3 separate regions of the Homo sapiens genome follow, and all the other regions are linked to region 1. Evidence: chromatin contacts called from ENCODE Hi-C or POLR2A ChIA-PET data. All regions are on one chromosome and are shown on one strand. The core of a region is the stretch at or near the end of the contact, and the rest is flanking DNA. Distances in the headings are between cores, read along the strand shown. Region 1 holds the start of FBXO31 (F-box protein 31). Region 2 holds the start of CYBA (cytochrome b-245 alpha chain). Region 3 holds the start of ZFPM1 (zinc finger protein, FOG family member 1).

Region 1 (5,014 bases), core at 1,328-3,827:
TTGGCTTCCCAAAACACCACTTTCATCACTGTGTCATTCCCGAATTTGCGAGGGCTTCATCTGTCTTCCACGAGTTCACATTCTAACTCCAACCTATATTTTATCTCTTTTTCTTGTCATTTTTCATTTCCATCCTATATTTTCAGCTTCTGCTCAGACCACACCCTGGACTGAACCAGCCTCCTGTTTCCCTCAGGCCTCCTGAGGTCCCTGATCTCCGGCAAGTGATGCTCCTTCTCACCATCGTCTGTGCCATTGCCTTGAAAACTCCCTTCCTGGCCTCGCCTACTACATGAGCCAGGGACAACCAGCTGTCCTTTTATTCTTTTCTTTTTTTTTTTTGAGAAAGAGTCTTGCTCTGTCGCCTAGGCTGGAGTGCAGTGGCTCAATCTCGGCTCACTGCAACCTCCACCTCCCGGGTTCAAGTAATTCTTCTGCCTCAGCCTCCTGAGTAGCTGGGATTACAGGTGCCCGCCACCATGCCCGGCTAATTTTTGCATTTTTTCAGTAGAGACAAGGTTTCACCATGTTGGCCAGGCTGATCTTGAACTCCCAACCTCAGGTGATCTGCCCGCCTTGGCCTCCCAAAGTTCTGGGATTACAGGTGTGAGCCACCAGGCCTGGCCGCTATCCTTTTTTTCTAGAACATTCTCCCATCAAGTGTTCTCCTCCTGGCTAACTCCAAATTTTCCTTTGATTTATAAATGTCATTTCCTCAAAGAACCTTTGATCATCCAAAGTCTGGTCTCTGCTATAAGATCTTGTTAGTTTTACTTATTGTTAGAGCATTACAATTTATAATTTATGTATTTATCTATGTGGTTACTTGTTTAATGGCTGATCTCCCTGGTAGATAGCAGGATGTTATTAGTTGAAACCATTTTTTTTTTTTTTTGAGACAGAGTCTTGCTCTGTCGCCCAGGCTGGAGTGCAGTGGCACGATCTTGGCTCACTGCAAGCTCTGCCTCCCGGGTTCACACCATTCTCCTGCCTCAGCCTCCCGAGTAGCTGGGACTACAGGCACCTGCCACCACACCTGGCTAATTTTTTGTATTTTTAGTAGAGACGGGGTTTCACCGTGTTAGCCAGGATGGTCTCAATCTCCTGACCTCATGATCTGCCCGCCTCGGCCTCCCAAAGTGCTGGGATTACAGGCGTGAGCCACCGCGCCCGGCCTAATTTTTTAAATTATTTGTAGAGATGGGGGCGTCTCACTATGTGGGTAGGCTGGTCTCCGACTCCTGGGCTTAACCGATCTACCCGCCTCGGCCTCCCAAAGTGCTAGAATTACAGGCGTGAGCCACTGCGCCTGGCCTGTGTGGTTTGTTTGTTTGTTTGTTTGAAGAGACAGGGTTTCACCATGTTGGTCAGGCGGGTCTCAAACTCCTGACCTCAGGTGATGCACCCTTCTCCGCCTCCCAAAGTGCTGGGATTACAGACGTGAGCCACCGCGCCCAGCCATTTGTGGCTATTTTTGTTTTTTGTTTGTTTTGGAGACAGGGTCACGCTGTGTTGCCCAGGCTGAAGTGCAGTGGCACCATCACGGGTCACTACAGCCTCGGCCTCCTGGGATCAAGCGATCCTCCCGTCTCAGCTTCTCTTTCTAAAATTTTGTTTTGTAGACAGGGTCTCGCTGTATTGCCCAGGCCGGTCTCGAGCTCCTGGCCTCGATTGATACTCCCGCCTGGGCCTCCAAGAGATGGGGTCCGAGGCGAGCCCACGGCGACGTGCGCGGCTGCTCAGGTGAGAGGACGCCTTCGCGGTCACCACCCGCGGACCTGGGAGACGACCCCGCTCAGCGGCCTCGGCGGAGCCCAGCTGGAGCAGGCGTGCGCGGCTCCCAGCAGCTGCAGGAACAGGCGCCCTTTGGGCGGCGCCGCATGGCAGGGCCTCCCTTTCCAGACCGGGCGCGCATCCCCGGATCTCTTGGGCCGCGCCGGCCGCCGCCCCTCCAAGCCCTCCCCGGGGCTTCCGCAGGGAGCTCGGGATCCCCGAAGGTCCCTGCAGAGCTCCGCAGCTCGGGCCTTTTGGTTACCATAAGGCGGAGACGATGGAACGCGCGTTGTTTCAATGGACAAAAGGGCTTCTAGGCGCCCTTTGGGGTTCTGGCTGCTGCCTCTGTATTTGGAGGCTGTAAGGCGCATCTTTCTACTCACCGGCCGGCGCGGCACAGTTTCGGGCGCCGGAAGCGGGACGCACGGGCGCGAGGGGCGACCCCTATCTCCACAAAAGCCGCGGCGCGAAGTGGTCGCCGAGCAGCCTCGTTAGCGCAGTAGGCAGCGCGTCAGTCTCATAATCTGAAGGTCGTGAGTTCGAGCCTCACACGGGGCAGTCTAACGTTTTGCACTCGGCATCACCACTTTCTTTTCTCATGCCCGTCACGGGCGGCGCCCTCACGCTGGAGGGGAGGGCAGCAGTGCGGGGTCTCTGAGGTCGCCGCCCCGCGGGGAGGGGGTGGCGCGGCCGGGGCGGAGCTCTACGTAGGGGCGGGGCTAGGCTCTCCAGGGGGCGTGGCGAGCTCTGCGGCGGGGGCGTGGCTCGGCGCTGGCGGGGCGGGGCCGCGCTGGAGCGTGCGCACAGGCGGCAGCAGTGGCCGTCACTGGGCGGCATGGCGGTGTGTGCTCGCCTTTGCGGCGTGGGCCCGTCGCGCGGATGTCGGCGCCGCCAGCAGCGCCGGGGCCCGGCCGAGACGGCGGCGGCCGACAGCGAGCCGGACACAGACCCCGAGGAGGAGCGCATCGAGGCTAGCGCCGGGGTCGGGGGCGGCTTGTGCGCGGGCCCCTCGCCGCCGCCCCCGCGCTGCTCGCTGCTGGAGCTGCCGCCCGAGCTGCTGGTGGAGATCTTCGCGTCGCTGCCGGGCACGGACCTACCCAGCTTGGCCCAGGTCTGCACGAAGTTCCGGCGCATCCTCCACACCGACACCATCTGGAGGAGGCGTTGCCGTGAGGGTGAGCGCGCGGGGGTGGCGGGGCCGGGAGGGGCGGGGGGTCCCTGCCAGGTGGAGGCCTCGGAGCTGGGAGTGGCGGGGGCGGTGGCCCCGGCCGGGGGCCACCAGTTGGGCGCGGGGCCCGGCGATGTGGTGTTTTGGGTGTGGGTGGGGAGCGGCCGCGGTGACACCACGTTGAGGGGGCCAGGGAGGTATTTGAGGCGGTTAGGGAGGGTCCGAGGGGTCCAAGAGAGGCAGACGGGGTAGGGAGGGGTTGAGGGCGTCAGGGAGGCATCGAAGAGGCCCTGACGCGGGGCACGGGACACCACGGGGCCGAGGCCGTGCCGGGAGCTGGGGCTGGGATCCCTCGAGGTCTGCGCGGGGCCTAAGCTGACGCCTGGGGGCCGCCTCCTCTGCCCCTGTCTTGAAGGCGAGCCGAGGGTGCCCCGCTGGCCCTGACCAGAGACGAGGTGAACTTGAAGAAATGGGAGCAGGCCGGGCGCGGTTTCACGCCTGTAATCTCAGCACTTAGGGAGGCCGAGGCGGGCGGGTCACCTGAGGTCAGGAGTTCGAGACCAGCCTGGTGAAGATGGTAAAACCCCGTCTCTACTTACAAAAATACAAAAATTAGCCGGGCGTGGTAGCGGGCGCCTGTAATCCCAGCTACTCGGGAGGGTGAGGCAGAAGAATGGCTTGAACCCGGGAGGCGGAGGTTGCACTGAGCCAACATCTGGGCCATTGCACTCCACCCTAGGCGACAGAGTGCGACTTGGTCTCAAACAACAGCAACAAAAAAAATTACGGGAGTAGGGGAAGCCCAGTGTCGGGGGCTCCTGATGGTGGGGGCGTAGAGAGACGGATGGATCACAGCGGTGCGGGCTGGACTTTTGCCTTCAGCAATATTGGATGTAACAGATCACAGGAGGAGATGTTTATTTAATCTGGAGTTCAAGGCTCTCTCTGTTTAAAGGTTGACAGCTCTTTGATGTTCAAGCAGCTCATATTTAGGTAAAAAGGACAGGTTAGAAAACATCCAAGCGATGCAGAACAGCAAAAGGAACAAAGTAAATACCATCAGAGACCCCAGCAGTCAAAAATAAACCACTCTTAACATTTTAAAAAACCTCTGAGTCGTGTGTACCTTCTTCCCTAAAGGATATAATGCAATATATATTCTCTTAGAGACAGTGTAGTGTAAACAATGCTACATAGTATTTCACTCCCTGCATGTAGCACAGACTCGTCCCTCACTGATAAGCTTTGAAGTCTGCATTTTTTCCATGCATAAACAGTGCTTTGAAGACTGCTTTGTGCATTTTATAGAAATTTAGGAGATTGACATGTATCCTTGGGAACTTCTGAGATTGTCTCGGTGGGATGCACTTCCTTCTTTTTTTTTTTTGAGACGGAGTCTCACTCTGTCACCCAGGCTGTGGAGTGCAGTGGCGCGGTCTTGGCTCACTGCAACCTCCGTCTCCCAGGTTCAAGTGATTCTCCCGCATCAGCCTCCAAGTAGCTGGGACTACAGATGCGTGCCACCGTGCCCGGCTAATTTTTGTATTTTTAGTAGAGACGGGGGTTTCACTATGTTGGCCAGGATGCTCTGGAACTCCTGACCTTGTGATTCACCCGCCTCGGCCTCCCAAAGTGTTGGGATTACAGGCGCGAGCCCCCACGCTGGCTGGTAGGGTGCAGTTCCTCAAGTGGGATTGTGGATTTGTAGGACTGCATGTTGATGAAACCTTTGCAGCCTGTTGTCGGGCTCTTTGAGTTTGCACCCCAAGGAGGTCTGCATGAGAAGAACCCTTTCTCCAAGTCCTCCCGGACAGAGTTCGTCATAAATTATTTTTGTTGCTTAATGGTCGAGGCCCCTGATTTGGAGTCAGCTGACTTGGGCCCCAGCCCAGGCTCGTGTTTATCTGCTGTGAGATCCTGGACAAGCTGCTTCACCTTCCCAAGTCCTGTTGGGAGCATGAGTGGGAAGTGCTGCTCCCGGAGGTGCTTGGAGGGTGAATGAGGTAGGTGATGCCTGTGAAGCCCTCTCCCCTAAATGGTAGCTAGTGGGTGTTGATGATTCTTGGCTATTTT
Region 2 (3,973 bases), core at 1-2,500, 1.3 Mb before region 1:
TTTGCCAAGATGGGATGGGGAGGGGGTATGAGAACTGGCAGAGCCTCGGTGCAGCAGGGCTGAAGGGCTTTCTCACCCCAGCTCTGGCTATGCCCAGTTCTCTGAGAAAGGAGCTCAGTGGGGAGGTGGTCCCTCCAGCGGACCAGGGAAGGGGTCACCGTGCTGGGAGCAGCCTCCTTGGGCCTCAGGAAACCACCAAGTGCCTCGGATGGTGGCTGCCCACGGCGCTTCTGCTGAGACCCTGCCCCCGGCCCAGGTGTCTCGGAGGGTGGCTGCCCACGGCCTGGGTGTGGCTGGAATGGTGGCAGGAGTGGGCACCAGTGCGGCCCCGGTGGCCATGGGGAATAAACCAGCATTGCTGCCTCCGGCCTCCGCCGTTTTTCTGTTTCGTAAACCAGCATCCCGGGGTTCCTGCTCTGAGTGACCCTGGCACCTGTCAGGGAGTCCAGGTGTGCCCCATGAGGGCCTGGGGGAGGGGCAGGCTGGGCAGAGCCACAGAGGGGCTCCCCTCAAACCCCACATTGGCTCAGGTGGGACCCTCAGGAGCAACCCCAGGTCTAAAGTCTTCCCATGGGCGCTGGGCTCACCACCCCCACGCCAGCCCCTGCCTCCCGTACCCAGGCCGGACGTGACGGGGCCGTCCCTGCATTCTGTGCTTTCCCAGTTGTACACATCCTGTCCCCTCCCTCGAGTCTCAGTCACAGTTCAGTGACCTGGTGACGGGAGGCCCCCTGCAGTGTCTGACCCAGGCCACGCCTGTGCCAGCCCAGAGCCAGGGGGAGGAAATGGGGGCTGGGCCTCTGGTCCCCATGGGGAGGCCACCCTTGTCCTTGGTAGCATCAGGGTGCAGAGGTGTTCCCGGGCTGTAGGGGTGACTCCCCCACCCCCCAAGGCTCTGGAGAGGCCGATTTGCTCAGGAAGCCGACCTTCACACCTTGTCCTGCTATTAATAGACGCCTGGTTGACACGGGACCCTCGGTTGGGTCCGGAGCATTGGGCAGGGGCACTTGTCAGTGTTTGAGAGCTGAAGTTTGGGAAGCCCTGGGGAAGCGCAGGAACTCCCCGCCTGGGCTGGGGCTGCCGGGCAGGGCCCCTCCTATGCCTCGGCGTGGCTAGAGAGGGCGGGGGCAGAAGGCTCCGGGACAGCCCTGCACCCTACAGATGCGGGTCTCCGCCCAGCCGCGGTCACCTGGGGGGCTGGGGGCGGGGCCTGGGCGGGGCGGGGTTCGGCCGGGAGCGCAGGGGCGGCAGTGCGCGCCTAGCAGTGTCCCAGCCGGGTTCGTGTCGCCATGGGGCAGATCGAGTGGGCCATGTGGGCCAACGAACAGGCGCTGGCGTCCGGCCTGAGTGAGTGCACGTCAGGGACGGTGGAGGCTGCAGCCTGGAGGGGTGTCCCAAGACCCCAGCCGGGACCTCGGGCTACTTACAGGGTGGGGAAGTGGGGCGCCAGGCGGGCCAGGCCGGGCCGGGGTCAGGCCAGGAGGGTGCGGGGAACGGGGGCGGGACCCTCAGGCCGCGGGCTGGAAGGAGGAGTTCTGAGACCCCCAGTAATTCCCTTGCAGACCCTGCGGAGCGCGGCGCCCCTCCCCCATTCCCTTCTCTCGGTCCCCCGACTCCGCGAAGGAGGAAGTTGCAGCGCAGGGGAAGAGGCGGTTCAGCCCCGGTGGTTTCCGGGGTCACCGCCCCGAAGCCCCCGAGTGGGGGCTCCGGCCTGGGCATCGGGAGAAGCTCCCCTGCCCCTCGGTAGCCAGCTGGCCTGGAGGTCGCTCTCCCTGGGCTTGGGGTGGGGAATGGGCTCATGCCCTGGGGCTCAGCCCTTCTCATCTGGAGTCTGCGCTGGAGGCGGTCTGAGATTTCACAAGGCGCCGAAACCACCCAGTGACGGCCCTGCCCAGCCCAGCTGCACAGGCACTTTGCTCTTGGGGTGGGATGGCACAGCCCCCAGTCACCCTCCTGTGCATTTGCTCAGAGGTTCTGGTGAGGGCAGCGGACTCCATTTGGAAATGGACCCTCTCGGGACCAGGGCCAGGGAGTGTCTGGCCCAGCACGGGTGAGGCTGGGCTCAGGCGAGGTCTGAGGGCAGAGGCACCACTGCAGCAGCTCCAGGAAGGACCTGCACCGGGGGAGGAGTGCCTGGGAAGGGCCTGGGGGCTGAGGGTGAGGAGGAGGGGCCCGCTGCCACCACTCCCCTGGGGCTCTGAGCGCCCTCCCTGTTGTCTGGAGGGTGCGTGGCAGCTGGAGTGGGAGCAGAGACCTCAGGGTGGGAGGGCTGGAGGACGGGGCCCTGCAGCCTGTCCTGTGCCCAGGAAAGTGACCGCCTGCTTCGAGTCAGCGGCCAAGAAGTCGGTGGGTCAGTTCAGACAGCTCTCCCCAGAGCTGCCCCGTGAGACTCACCCTGCCTGCCCCGCACTCCCTACAGGAAGTAGACGGACTGAGGGCACCCAGCTGGGAGCCAGGAGACCTGGGCTCTAGTCTGGCCTCCTGCTGAAACCCTCCAGGGGCTCCTGGCCCGAAGAGTTAGAGCCAGACTGGACGCCCTGCACTGCCCGCCCTGGCCTCCCGGCTCTCCGGCCCCCTCCTCCAGCTGCCGTGCTTCCTTTCTGTTCCTAGATCTCCTGAGCGTGCCCCAGGGCCTCGGCACAAGCTGCTGCTTCTGCAGAGCCTCATGGCTGTCTCATTTATTTCTCAATTCAAATGCCACCTGCCTGGGGAGGTCCTTCCAGACCGTGCAGCCCCAGGAGGCAGCTGGCCCGGAGACAGCAGGGCCTTGACAAAGAGTCCCCCCTGTACACAGCAGGTGCTCTGTAAATGTGGCTGGGTGCCAGAATACGTCCTCAGACCTCCCTGGTGGCACCAGCGGCAGCTTTGCACCCTCTTTCGGATGGCAGGCTCGGGACCAGGACGGTCCCCAAAGATGCATGGACAATTGGCTGAGTAGACTCAAGGACACTGCCCTCCCCTCCTCCGACGCAGACAGACAAACCCAGAGAGTTAATGTGTAGCTGGGCTCAAACCAAGGATAGGAAATCTTCCAACAAGACCATGTGGAGACAAAAACAGAATGGCTGGCAGGGCAAGGTGGCTACACCTGTAATCCTAGCACTTTGGGAGGCCAAGGCGGGCGGATCACGAGGTCAGGAGATCGAGACCATCCTGGCTAACACAGTGAAACCCCGTCTCTACTAAAAATACAAAAAATTAGCCGGGTATGGTGGCAGGCGCGCATAGTCCCAGCTACTCGGGAGGCTGAGGCAGGAGAATCGCTTCAACCTGGGAGGTGGAGGTTGTAGTGAGCTGAGATCACGCCACGGAACTCCAGCCTGGGTGACAGGGCAAGACTCTGTCTCCAAAAAAAAAAAAAAAAAGAAATAAAATAGTAGGAAGGACCAGGCGCCGTGGCTCATGCCTGTAATCCCAACACTCTGGGAGGCCAAGGCGGGCGGATTCCCTGAGGTCAGGAGTTCGAGACCAGCCTGGCCAATGTGGTGAAAACCCTGTCTCTAATAAAAATGTAAAAATTAGCTGGGCATGGTGGCGGGCGCCTGTAGTCCCAGCTACTCAGGAGGCTGAGGCAGGAGAATTGCTTGAACCCTGGAGGCGGAGGTAGCAGTGAGTCGAGATCGCGCCACTGCACTCCAGCCTGGGTGACAGAGCAAGACTCCGTCTCGAAAAAAAAAAAAAACAGTAAGGGGGAATATTGGACAATACCCCCCCAAAAATGTGCAGAAATAGCCATATCAGACGAAACCGAAATTAAGGCAAAACCGCTGACGGGTTAAGAGGAACTCCGTATCGGGGGGAAAAAGACACTCCCCCAAGAAGATGCAGAAACCACACTCGGCCTGTTAGCTTTCAGTGCATCAAACAAAGACTCATGGTGACAAGGGGGTCCATTTGGGGGTCCCAGAGCCCACTGGGGCCTGCAGGTCGGGCTGTCCTTGGCCACTCCTGGGACCCAGAGCCCGGGCATGTC
Region 3 (5,014 bases), core at 1,197-3,696, 1.1 Mb before region 1:
CGCCTTATCAGCGCGGCACATCTATCTCCGCACGGAACAAAAGGCGCACAGAGGCGCGGGCAGCTGCGCCAGGGCTTTGATGGGGGCGCGGGTGGGGGGTGGGCGGCCCGAAGCGCTCGGCCCCCTCCGCTCTGCACTCGCGGCCCGGCCGCAGGTGAGGCCAGGGCAGCGGGCAGGCACAGGCGCTGGCAAGAGGGCGGGCGGGCGGGCGCCGCCGCTTGGTGACAATCAGCCTTCGCATCTTAACGTGCTGAGATCTGCCATGGGGAGGAGGCGCCCCGGGCCGCGAGCGACAGGGAGGGTCCGCGGCCCTGCCTTCCTCGTCCGGGCCCTTTCTCTGCCCCGGTCCCGGGCCGCAACGAGGATGGGCCGCGGTGGCTCACCGTGCACCCGCCGCGGTCCCAGTTCCCAAAGTGCGCGCGCTCTGCCCGCCCCGCTGGGCTGGGCTACGGGCTCTCGCTGGCGCTGGCGGCCTTATCAGCGCTGGAGATCGGTTTCCAACCTGCGATCTCCCTGTCCGAGCTATCTGCATTTCTCATCACAGTGAAACACCACACACACACACACACACACACACACACACACACACACACCCCAGAACCGAACATAGGCGCTCAGGGAAGGAAGGAAAAAGAAACCAGAGCACAAGCGCGGATCGGGACCTGTGGGTGGCTTTTAATACTTGAGTTGACACGATAGAAGGCGACTTTCGGAAAACAGGTCCCGTTTGCGCTGAGGGAGTTGGGTTACGGGAACCGGTTCATGCCTGTGACCCCCGCCTCGGGAGACCTCCTGAGTAGGGAAGCTCCCACAGGCCCCGCACAAGGGGTCCTGGTGGCAGTGGTCGTGTGGACAAAGGAGGTAGTGCCCGGGCGCCTACGGCTGGGCAGCGGGCGGGTTTCCGTCGTGGCCTCCTGGCAGGGCTCAGACGACCTGCCCGTCAGGCTCCGGGGAGGCGCCCCGGGGAGGAAGACCTGCGTCTGGGCCCTAACTGTGAGGCGCAAAGTTATTATTGGCATAGGGTGGGGAGGGTAGCTTCCTGTGCTCTTGCTCCCTCCTGGCACAGCCCAGAGGCCCAGGCCAGACAGTGGCCCCGACAGCTTAGTTCTCATCGCGGGGGCACTGGCAATGTGGCGGCGGGGCAGCAGCCTCTGACCGGGCAGGGAGCCGGACCAGCGAGAAACTTAGTGGCGTGCAGGGGCGACCCCGGCCCGGGGCTGCGTCCTGGGAGGCCCTTCTCTGACTCAGAGCAGCCCATTGGGATGCCAGGGGGTGCCCGCGGGCATCCGAGGGCACCATTTGTTGCCCATGCCGCCTTGGCTGGGACACTTGCAGGGTCCAGGAGGTGTCACCAGGCTGGCGGGGCCTGGGTTCAGGACTTCAGCGCTAGGGCACGGGGTGGGGGTGTCTGGGGGGCTGGAGCCAAGTGCCTAGGCTGCGGCAGCTGCGCGCTACCCCCTCCCCTGTCCTGCGGCTCTGCGACGGCACCGGTGGGGGTGGGCGCGGGCCGGTGCCTGCCACTTGGCCAGGCATCTCCGCGGCCCCGGGTGTCCCCTCTGCCTCCCAGGTCTCTCTCTTCGCTTCTAGATACAAAGCCTGGGAGAGTCAACCGCGCGAGATAAGATCACAATTTCAGCCCGTCCCGACAGAACGATCTTATCAGGACGGGACTTGCAGAATGTAATATTTTAAACTTTATCTGAGCCCAGATCGGGGCCGCCCTATCGCCGCACCATCTCGCAGATGCGGGGGAGGGGCAGGCCGCGAGGGGCCGAGCTGCCCGGGCCGCGCCCCCAAACACCCTCCTCCCGGCCTCCGGGCGGCCCCCTCCTGGGCTGAACCCCCCGGTGCCCAAGCCGAGACGCGGGGGCCCAGGCCGCCGGCGGAGATTAGATTACGGCGCGCTTGGCACAGCGCGGGGGGCGCGGCGCGGGGTGAAGGTCGCCGGCGCCCAGGGCAGAGCGGGGACGGGCGGGGGCGGCGCTGGCGGCTGGGCTCCGGCGGGGGTCGGGCGCGCGGAGGGGACCGCGGGCAAAGTTTGACTCACGCTTGATCTGCCGGGGGTTGCTCTGTTTCCGCCTGGACATGTCTCCGGCGCCGCGCGCCCTCCCGGCGGCCGCCTCTAGCCCCGGGCGGGCGGCGGCGGGCGGCGGGGGCGCGGCGGGGCCGCGGGGCCGCTCATGCCCCCGGCCCCCGGTCTCCGCGGCCGCCCCGGCCCGCGCCCCCAGCCCGCGCGCCCAGCCCCGGAGCCGCTGGAGCTGCCGCGGAGGCCCGAGAGGCCACGGTCCTGCGTTGCGGGCGCGCGGACTGCCCGACGGGCGGGTGCCGGCTCCTCCGCTCCCGCGCACTCGCCGCCGCCGCCGCGGCCGCTCGGCTTTTCTCAATGGAACCCGCGGGCGGCGAGCGGCGGAGCAGGCGGCCACTGCGAGGGCGCTCCTGGCGGGCTGGAGGCACGGGGCGGGGCCGGGCCTGAGCGTCGTCGGCCGCCGCACCTCCCGCCCCGCCCCCGGCGCTCCGGCCCCGCCCCGTGCCTCCTGCCGGGCCCTGCACCTCTCCGGCTCCGCCCCCAGCGCCGCGGCCACGCCCCCGCCAGCCCGGCTCTTCGTTGCTCTGGCTCCGCCCCCAGAGCCGCGACCGCGCCCCCGCCCGCCTCGCTCTTTACGGCGCTGGCTCCGACCCCAGCGCTGCGGCCCCGCCCCTGTCCGTCTGGGCCTTCAAGGCACTGTCCCCGCCCCGCTCGATGCCCCGCCCCTTCCTGGTTCGGCCCCGCCCGCGCCCCGGGGAGACCTCTAGCCTCCCCCACTCCTCTTTGGCCCGGAGGTCATGTCCCCAGGCCGCGCTGGGAGTCTGAGACCTATTCGGTTCTGTTCTGCTGCCCCGCGGCACCGCATCCTGCGCCCCGCCTCTCGGCGCCAGCTCCGCCTCCAAACCTGACCCGACCTGGTTGGGTCCTGAGACGCCGAGGCTCCGCCCCCGCACTGTAACTCCGCCCCCAGCCCTTGGTCCCTCCCTAGACCCCTGGGCTCTGCCGCACGCTCCACGTGCGCGGTGGGGGCAGTGACAACCGGCTCAGGAAGCCCGAGGCCTTGACGCCCACGTTTCTCTTGGGCCAGACTTGGGGTGTGGAGCGGATTCGGGCCAGGGAGGGGGCTTCCGTCCCAGACTGCGGTGGGGTCCGCCAACTGAGAGCAGGATCTCGGGTCTTCCCCTGTGAGCTCAGACCAGGCTGGAAATCGAGGAGGGGGCGCGGGAGCCGGCAGCCCTGGGCGTTGCCACTTGGGGCCTCTTTCCTCACCGAGCCTCTCCAGGGCGCCCCGCAGGAGACCCACGAAGGAGTTGCCCACAGCGCCCGGGCCACAGCCCCCTCTCGGAGCAGTCAGAGGTCAGCGAGGTTTGTGGGCGCGGTGCTGTCAGCTCAGGCCTGGAAATGGAGAACTGTTGCCCTCTGGGGTGTGTTCAAGAGCCCCACTTCACGGAGGCTCGGGGACTTGCTCAAGGTCACGCATTGGGGGGCTGTCCCCCACTCCCAGCTGAGTTGTATCATCTCCTTTTAATGTTCTCGGTCTACACTTGCTACCTGCTCCCCCATCCCCCGTACTCATAAGAAACGGGCGTCAGTGGGCCCAGGGGCAGACAGGAAGGACCCCTCCCACCTGATGATGAGATCATCGCACAGCAGGACTGTCACACCACCCGCCAGCCTGCTGGGAGCTCCTAAGACCCCATCTCGTGCCAACTTCTGTGACCTATTCCCTGGCTCCAAGGAAGGGGAGAAGTGGGGGCTTACCCTCAGAGCCTGGTACAGGAGAGTGGCGGGTGGGTAGGAGAGGCAGGGGTACAACACTGGATATGCGCCGTCCCTCCCCACTGCCATGGACAGACAGGAACACTGAGACCAGGAGGCCAAGAGAGCTGCCCAGGGGCATACGGGTCCTCCAGCCCTTCCTGCTCTCTGCCAGGGTCCAGTGGGCACAGCCTTCCCACAGCTGCTCTCTGGAGGGGGTGGGGCCCATGTCTGATTGGTTCACTCAACCTAGGACCTCCCCCCCACCCTCCCGCCCCCACCCAGTGCTTGTCAACTGGATGGAGCACCTACCTGTCTGGGTTTCCCACCAGGCCTCGCCTCCTTCCCCAAAGAAGTCCACTTTAGAGTATGTGGACCTGTGAGTTAGGGGAGTTCCTGGAGGAGGTGGCCATGGGCTGGCACCTGGGCTGGGTCTGAAGCTCCACGCACAGCAAGTGGCACCCAGGCTGGCGCTGCTGGAACGGGCGGAGATCTGTGTTGAGGTGGATTCCGAGGGTCAACAGGAGACAGCCATGATCATCCATGATTGATGTCTGTCTAGGCTGCAGGAGGAGACGATGGGGATCATTTTGGCTGCTGCTTTGCCTGATCTGATTTATTTCTATGAGCCCATATATAGATGAAAACATGGAGGGACATGCCCAGGGAAGCCAGCGAAGGGGGCAGGCGGCAGGTCCAGACCACAGCCTGCTGCCCTGCCTCCATCACTTGCAAGGCCCCATGCAAAATGAAAATATGAAAATGTGGAGCCCCCTTGATCAAAACCCCCAAACCCCAAAACCCCAGGGCATCAAGGGCAGGATGTTGAGCCCGGTGTGGTGCCCTTCCCAGCTCGGGCCCTGTGCCCCTGCACCGGTCACAGGTCCCCTAACCCTGCCAGGGCTGCTTTTGTAGCACATTCCTTCTACACTCTGTCCCTCTACCTGCCCGGAGGAAGGCATTATTACAGATGAGAAAACCGCAGCCAAGAGGGGAGGCTGCCTGCTGATGTCGAGTGGTAAAGCTGCAGGACCTTGCACACACCATTAAACCCTCAGGGTGGTCATGACGATAACCATACACTGAGGAAGAGACACAAGGCATGCTGTCTAGAGGATGGTCTGGGGGAGCCCAGAGCAGGAGCGGCCATCTCTGCCTGGGGAAATCAGAGAAGGCTTTCTGGAGAAGGTGACATCCAAGTGGGGCTTTCCAGGAGTCCCTGATCAGGTG

What was found. A loop is a pair of places that touch in the nucleus more often than their neighbours do. ChIA-PET counts read pairs that join two places held with the same protein, here RNA polymerase II (POLR2A). Pooled maps may share reads with other maps.
Region 2: a map of natural killer cell shows a loop between it and region 1 (14-fold over the local background). The contact joins the promoter of CYBA here to the promoter of FBXO31 in region 1. A Hi-C loop is called at or near these places in 1 of 168 maps with a recorded cell type or tissue (natural killer cell), 1 of 37 single-sample maps with no recorded cell type and 9 of 50 pooled maps. POLR2A ChIA-PET finds 5 or more read pairs at or near these places in 1 of 52 experiments (K562).
Region 3: a loop to region 1 is called in a map of GM12878, with 7 times the contacts of the local background. The contact joins the promoter of ZFPM1 here to the promoter of FBXO31 in region 1. A Hi-C loop is called at or near these places in 5 of 168 maps with a recorded cell type or tissue (CD4-positive, alpha-beta T cell, CD4-positive, alpha-beta memory T cell, GM12878 and 1 more), 17 of 37 single-sample maps with no recorded cell type and 17 of 50 pooled maps.

What each region holds. Positions count from the first base shown.
Region 1 is chr16:87,381,339-87,386,352 of GRCh38, reverse strand. It overlaps FBXO31 (F-box protein 31), which reads left to right and starts at 2,577. Exons shown (of 9, transcript NM_024735.5): 1 at 2,577-2,948. The coding sequence starts at 2,609. It overlaps TRM-CAT6-1 (tRNA-Met (anticodon CAT) 6-1), which reads left to right and starts at 2,259; the gene lies at 2,259-2,331. It overlaps LOC124903747 (a long non-coding RNA gene), which reads right to left and starts at 2,420. Exons shown (of 2, transcript XR_007065168.1): 1 at 2,157-2,420. RefSeq lists enhancers at 1,469-2,120, 2,121-2,774 and silencers at 2,182-2,841, 2,982-3,221.
Region 2 is chr16:88,648,330-88,652,302 of GRCh38, reverse strand. CYBA (cytochrome b-245 alpha chain) reads left to right here and starts at 1,250. Exons shown (of 6, transcript NM_000101.4): 1 at 1,250-1,347. The coding sequence starts at 1,290. It overlaps MVD (mevalonate diphosphate decarboxylase), which reads left to right. Exons shown (of 10, transcript NM_002461.3): 10 at 1-363. RefSeq lists enhancers at 651-800, 228-1,122, 1,123-2,016, 2,017-2,912 and silencers at 1,061-1,340, 1,491-1,640.
Region 3 is chr16:88,450,712-88,455,725 of GRCh38, reverse strand. ZFPM1 (zinc finger protein, FOG family member 1) reads right to left here and starts at 2,446. Exons shown (of 10, transcript NM_153813.3): 1 at 2,048-2,446. The coding sequence starts at 2,087. RefSeq lists silencers at 1-501, 1,442-1,511, 1,732-1,861, 2,322-2,411, 2,422-2,721.